Linked DNA regions of Homo sapiens: region 1 is linked to region 2. A link is a contact called in ENCODE Hi-C or POLR2A ChIA-PET data. All regions are on one chromosome and are shown on one strand. Each heading gives the region's core, a stretch centred on a gene start or an enhancer-like site at or near the end of the contact. The rest is flanking DNA. Distances are from core to core; before and after follow the strand shown.

Evidence for each region. Hi-C counts contacts between places; a loop is a spot of excess contacts on that map. ChIA-PET counts read pairs that join two places held with the same protein, here RNA polymerase II (POLR2A).
Region 1: a map of PC-9 shows a loop between it and region 2 (3-fold over the local background). The contact joins the promoter of RPL24 here to the enhancer-like site in region 2. A Hi-C loop is called at or near these places in 1 of 168 maps with a recorded cell type or tissue (PC-9). POLR2A ChIA-PET finds 5 or more read pairs at or near these places in 1 of 52 experiments (activated CD4-positive, alpha-beta T cell).

What each region holds. Positions count from the first base shown.
Region 1 is chr3:101,685,467-101,688,608 of GRCh38, forward strand. RPL24 (ribosomal protein L24) reads right to left here and starts at 1,252. Exons shown (of 6, transcript NM_000986.4): 1 at 1,206-1,252; 2 at 1,016-1,091; 3 at 352-462. The coding sequence starts at 1,210. It overlaps LOC124906262 (endogenous retrovirus group K member 5 Gag polyprotein), which reads left to right. Exons shown (of 3, transcript XM_047449415.1): 2 at 1-1,923. The coding sequence starts at 1,913. RefSeq lists enhancers at 649-838, 829-2,028, 999-1,488, 1,499-1,548, 2,459-3,012 and 1 more.
Region 2 is chr3:101,034,770-101,037,629 of GRCh38, forward strand. No RefSeq gene overlaps it. Among named protein-coding and RNA genes, the nearest start is that of ABI3BP, 43 kb to the left of the region's middle. Within about 2 kb of position 1,607, at least 7 of the 41 ENCODE cell types and tissues checked have a DNase peak (open chromatin) inside an H3K27ac peak, as active enhancers do; they include PC-9, where a contact is called at or near this core.

The DNA of each region.
Region 1 (3,142 bases), core at 2-2,501, 650 kb after region 2:
TTCATGGTCCACTGGCTATGTTAGGACTAATCCTGTAAATATTGCAATCAAAACCAAATTATGGTAACTTCTCAATTTCCTCCCACTGGAAAACTAAGCCCTTCCACCCTGCCCTATAACGCAAAGGTGCTTAACGTAATTTATCTGACTTTAAAATTTCAACTCGGTATTGCTACTAGCCTAAAATATATAGAGACAGTTTATAATATCTTTTTCATTTTGCTGACGCTTTACAGTTTAAGAGCTCTTTCGCATACAGTCTGATTTAATTTTACAGAGCAGAAAACCAACGTTCAGAGAGCTTTGACAACTTAAGAGATAGCCCCCAACATCAAGGCGTATTCCACTTACCGACTGTCCCTTTTTGTGCTTCCTTCTGTAGAGGACAGTCCAGTTTATCTGCCGAGGATTCCTCTTGGAAAGGAAAGCCGACTCGCATTTCGCATTAAGAAACTGGAAAACCTAGAGTGACAAATGCAAAGGAATTACTATTTAACTATACAAAGTACAAGAGGCTGAGTAAGCTTGGAATCCTTAGAAGATCAATATGCTAGTTCTGGCTTATCATTTTACAAAACTGAGGCCCACAAGGACCAAAAGGCTGTCACATAACTGGCAGGTAACTGTGTCACACTATGAAGGTCCTTGCGTTTAGTCTTTTCTCGAGAGCAGGAAATCTAGGCTCATAGCAAAGGACAGGGTGGTGCGTCCTTCTGGGAAGCATTCTGCTCTTGTCCGTCCCAGGATTCCAAAGGGTACCTCCGTACCTCAGTTATTTCCCTTACACCGGGACATCAGTTACATAAACCCCTCCTGATGTCCGACCTGGCTCACAATAAATAATCAACACTGGTTCACTTAGAGGTTTCTGGTCCTAACGACCAGTCCACAGAGCGTCCACGAAGACTTCCAGAGGCCAGTGGTGATGTGGGGAATAAACCCGCCTAAACCGAATTAAACCAGCCTTTCCTCCTCGGAGTACAAGAAGGTAGGTGAAGCCGACGCGGCTTTTTACCTTCCCGTCGGTCCTGGCGTAGCGCCTCCCGTGTCCGGGGTAGATCTTGTACCCGCTAAAACTGCACAGCTCGACCCTGCAACAAAAAGTGAAAGTCCATCAGGGAGGGTGTCTACAGCCATGCCAGGGACGACAGAGAGGAGTTCTGCCCGAGGATGTAAGCGGATTGGGAACCACGGGTCGTGCTTACTTCATGGCGACAGCTCCACGGAAAGACAAAAGATGGCGAAAAGAAAGAGAGAATCATGGGAAGAGACCTTATAAGGTCGCTGCGGGGATGGGGGCCGGAAATCTCCTCCCCAATATCCTTCGATGCTCCTGGCCCTCCTTGATGACGTAATCATCGCGAGGCGAAAGATCTCGTTTTCCCTGACAGCTGACTTCCTCTGGCGCAATTCATCCAGAGGCGCTGGAGGGTTCTCGGGCCCAGAGGGCCTGCCAAAAAGGCAGTCAGACAGTTGGTTTATGAGTCATTCTGTCTCTGTCTCTCCTCTCTTTTTTTTTTTTGAGACGGAGTTTCGCTCTTGTTGCCCAGGCTGGAGTGCAGTGGCGCAATCTCGGCTCACCGTAACCTCCGCCTCCCAGGTTCAAGCGATTCTCCTGCCTCAGCCTCCCTAGTAGCTGGGATTACAGGCATGTGCCACCACGTCCGGCTAATTTTGTATTTTTCGTAGAGACGGGGTTTCTCCATGTTGGTCAGGCTGGTCTCGAACTCCTGACCTCAGGTGGTCCGCCCTCCTCGGCCTCCCAAAGTGTTGGGATTATAGGCGGGAGCCACTGCGCCCGGCCCATTCTGCCTCTCTTACTGCCAAGTATCCTAGAGCCATCTTCCGGCTGCAGGGAATGTGAACTGAAGAGAAAGGTGTCCTCTCTTCTCATAAAGAGACCCAAAGACGAATGCCCCGCAGGTAAAACCAGTCACATTTTGCCTTCCCTGTTGGCCCATTTCCTCAACCAAACAAATTAATAGTTTCACCATTTATAAGAAAGTAATGACAACCGAACCGTTTCTCAGGCTGTGCGAATCGAACAGTGCGCGTTGGCGCTTTGCATTAATTATAATTAACATTCTTTGAGCGCTTTCTCTGTGCCGGGAATTATGCCAAAGGCTTTTTAAACATGAGCTCATTCAGTTTCCAAAATTCCTATTAAGTACCTGCCTAAGAACTACAATTCGGAGTTGCTGCCTAGTGAAGTTGAGGGGGTCGGTGGAGCCCCGCTGGGAGGCCAAGGGCTCAATCTGTTGAGCCCTTCTATGATGCTACATATTTCATCGTATGACAAGGAGTGGCCAGAGGCAATTCTTGAATTCTGTGGGAGGTTGCAGTATATGACTAGGAAACAAATGTAATGACTGAGTTCTGCTTTCTATGTATGCAACTCACCCTAAAAACGTTTTGTAAGGTAGCTGGTTGAAGATATTTGGAATGTCTAACAAGTTGGCTGACTAATGTCATGAAAACTGTACAATTGTGTTGGAGCCAGTCTTTTTTTTTTTTTTTTTTCCTTGAGACGGAGTTTCGCTCTTTCATTCAGGCTGGAGTGAAGTGGCGCGGTCTCGGCTCACTGCAACCTCCGCCCTCTGGGTTCAAACGATTGATTCTCCTGCCTCAGCCTCCCGAGTAGCTGGGATTACAGGCGCCTGCCACCACGCTCGGCTAATTTTTGTATTTTTAGTAGAGATGGGGTTTCACCATGTTGTCCAGGCTGGTCCCAAACTCTTGACCTCAGGTGATCCACTCGTTCTCCCAAAGTGCTAGGATTACAGGCGTGAGCCACCGCGCCGGGCCTGGAACCAGTCTTAAGAATGATGTTAGGTGGCCAGTCATGGCGGCTCATGCCTGTAATTACGGCACTTTGGGAGGCCGAGGTGGGCGGATCACCTGAGGTTAGGAGTTCCAGCCCAGCCTGGTCAAAATGGTGAAACCCCTTCTCTACTAAAAATACAAAAATTAGCTGGGCGTGGTGGCGCACGCCTGTAATCCCAGCTCCTCGGGAGGCTGCGGGAGGAGAATCGCTTGAACCCGGGAGGCAGAGGTTGCATTTAGCCAAGATCGCGCCACTACACTCCAGCCTGGGCAAGAAGAGCAAAACTCCATATCAAAAAAAAAAAAAAAAAGGAGGCCG
Region 2 (2,860 bases), core at 357-2,856:
ATAGTTTTCAAAAGAAGACATACAAGGGACCAACAAGCAAAGAAAAAATGCTCAGCATCACTAATCATTAGAGAACTGTACACCGAAACCACAGTGAGACACCATCTCACACCAGTCAGCATGGCTATGTTAAAAAGTCAAAAAATAACAGATGCTGGCGAGGTTGCAGAGAAAAGGGAATGTTTATACACTGCTGGTGGGAATGCAAATTAGTTTGGCCATTGTGAAAAGCAGTTTGGTGATTTCTCAAAAAACTCAAAGCAAAATTAACATTCAACCCAGCAATCTCATTATTGAGTATATGCCCAAAGAAATAAAAATCATTCTACCAAAAGGACACATGTACATGTATGTGCATCACAACACTATTAACAATAGCAAAGACACGGAATCAATCTAAATGCTCATCAATGGTGGACTGGAAAAAAAATGTGTTGCATATGCACCATGGAATACTACACAGCCATAAAAAATAATGATATCGGCCAGGCGTGGTGGCTCATGCCTGTAATCCCAGAACTTTGGGAGGCTGAGGCAGGTGGATCACCTGAGGTCGGGAGTCCGAGACCAGCCTGACCAACATGGAGAAACCCCGTCTCTACTAAAAATACAAAATTAGCCGGGTGTGGTGGCACATGCCTGTAATCCCAGCTACTCAGGAGGCTTAGACAGGAGAATCTCTTGAACCTGGGAGGTGGAGGTTGCAGTGAGCTGAGATCATGCCATTGCACTCCAGCCTAGGCAACAAGAGCGAAACTCCATCTCAAAAAAAAAAAGAAAAGATATCAAGTCCTTTGAAGCAACATGGATGAAGCTGGAGGCCAGTATCCTAAGCGAATTAACGCAGGAACAGAGCCCTCACTTATAAGTAGGAGCTGAACACTGAGTACACATAGACACAAAAAAAGGAACAACAGACACTGGGACCTACTTGATAGTGGAGAGAGAAAGGAGGGTGAGGATCAAAAATCTACCTATCAGGTACTATGCTTATTACCTGGGTGGCAAAATAATCTGTCCACCAAACCCCTGTGACATGCAATTTACCTATATAACAAACCTGCACATGTACCCCTGAACATAAAATAAAAGTTAAAAATCTAAGTGATTTTTTTTCTATTTGGCCTATAACACGTCCATCAGAAAACAGAATTACACTGATTTTTCCCTCTACATGTGTGTAACAAAATCTTTTAGGAATGTAAAAATCCAATGTCTCCCCCCCACCAATATTTTAGGATAAAATAGAAGCATTGAGAAAATGTGTCATACTTAACTGTAGTTTTGTGAATTTCAGAGCAGAAAGTAGGAGCTAAGTCAATTAGCACAACAGACAAATGTGAAGAAGAGAAAGAATAAAGTATAGCTAGATATAACACAGAAGAAAATCACTGAAATTTAATGTCAGTTATTTTATGCAACTCATTGTGCTCTTCCCACAGATACTGTCAGATCAAGGAGAAAAATAACAGAGTCACATCACTTCCTAAAAAAATAGTCCAATGTCTTGAATAATCAGAGATTCAGCATTCAGCTTCTAAGGAAGGATTGACTCTTCCTGATTCCTTGGGGATTAGTCTTAGTAACCACAGACAGAAGAACTCATAGCAATGAGCCAGGAAGAAATTTTTAAAATATTTTATTCTAGAACACACAAAAAGTGCAGCAGTGATCTCATGCTCATGGAATTCACTGGTCTTGCCACATTCCACACCATCCCGAAGCTGCTGGCTTGATAGGATGGTGGAATGGCCTTTTGAACACTCAGTTATAATACCAGTTAGATGGCAATACCTTGCAAGGCTTGTACAAGGCCCTCTGTATATGCTCTGAATCAGCATCCAATATATGGTGCTCTTTCTCTCAGAGCCAGAAGTCACAGGTCCAGGTAGCAAGGGGTGGAGATGGGAGAGGCACCATTTCCTATTTACACATAGTAACTCACAAACAAAATGTATGCTTCCTGTTCATTAGACTTTATGCTCTGTTGGCTTAGACGTCTTAGTCCCAGAGGTAAGAATACTTCCACCAGGAGATACAACAATACTTCCATTAAACTAGAAGTTAAGACTGCCACTTTGGGCTCCTCATGCCTCTGAGTCAACAGCCAAGAAGGGAGTTATGATGTTGGCTGGGGTGATTGATCCTGACTACCAAGGGTAAATAGGACTACTACTCCGCAATAGAAGGAAGAGAAGTCTGAAATACAGAAGATCCCTTAGGGCATCTTTTAGTATTACCATGCCCTGTGATTAACGTCAAGGAGAAACTACAACTACCCAATCCAGGCAGGATTACAAATGACCCAGACTGGTCAGGAATTAAGTTTTCGGTCACCCCACAGGTAAAGAGCCACAATGAGCTGAGGTCCTTGCTGAAGGCAAAGAAAATGCAGAATGGGTAGTAGCAGAAGGTAGTTATAAATACCAGTTACAACTACATGACCAGTTACAGAAATGAGAATTGTAATTTCATGAGTGTTTCCTCCTCATCTTGTTATGAATATATTTGGGTGTACATAGATATATATTAAGCAAACATATTTCCTTTATTTCTAATCTTATTTCCTTATCACATAACATGATATGTATTAACTTTATATCAGTATTTAACTATTGTTATTTTTACATCATAGTATTAAAGTGTAACTTGTAGGATATATGTGTATATATATGTAATTTTATATATACATACATATACATATGTAATTTTACATCATAGTATTCAAGCATAACTTGTAGGATATATGTGTGTGTGTGTGTGTGTGTGTGTGTGTGTGTGTATGTAACTTGTACATAGTATTCAAGTGTAACCTGTAGGATATCAGAAGAGAAAATGTCACTGAAAGACTTTACCTTCT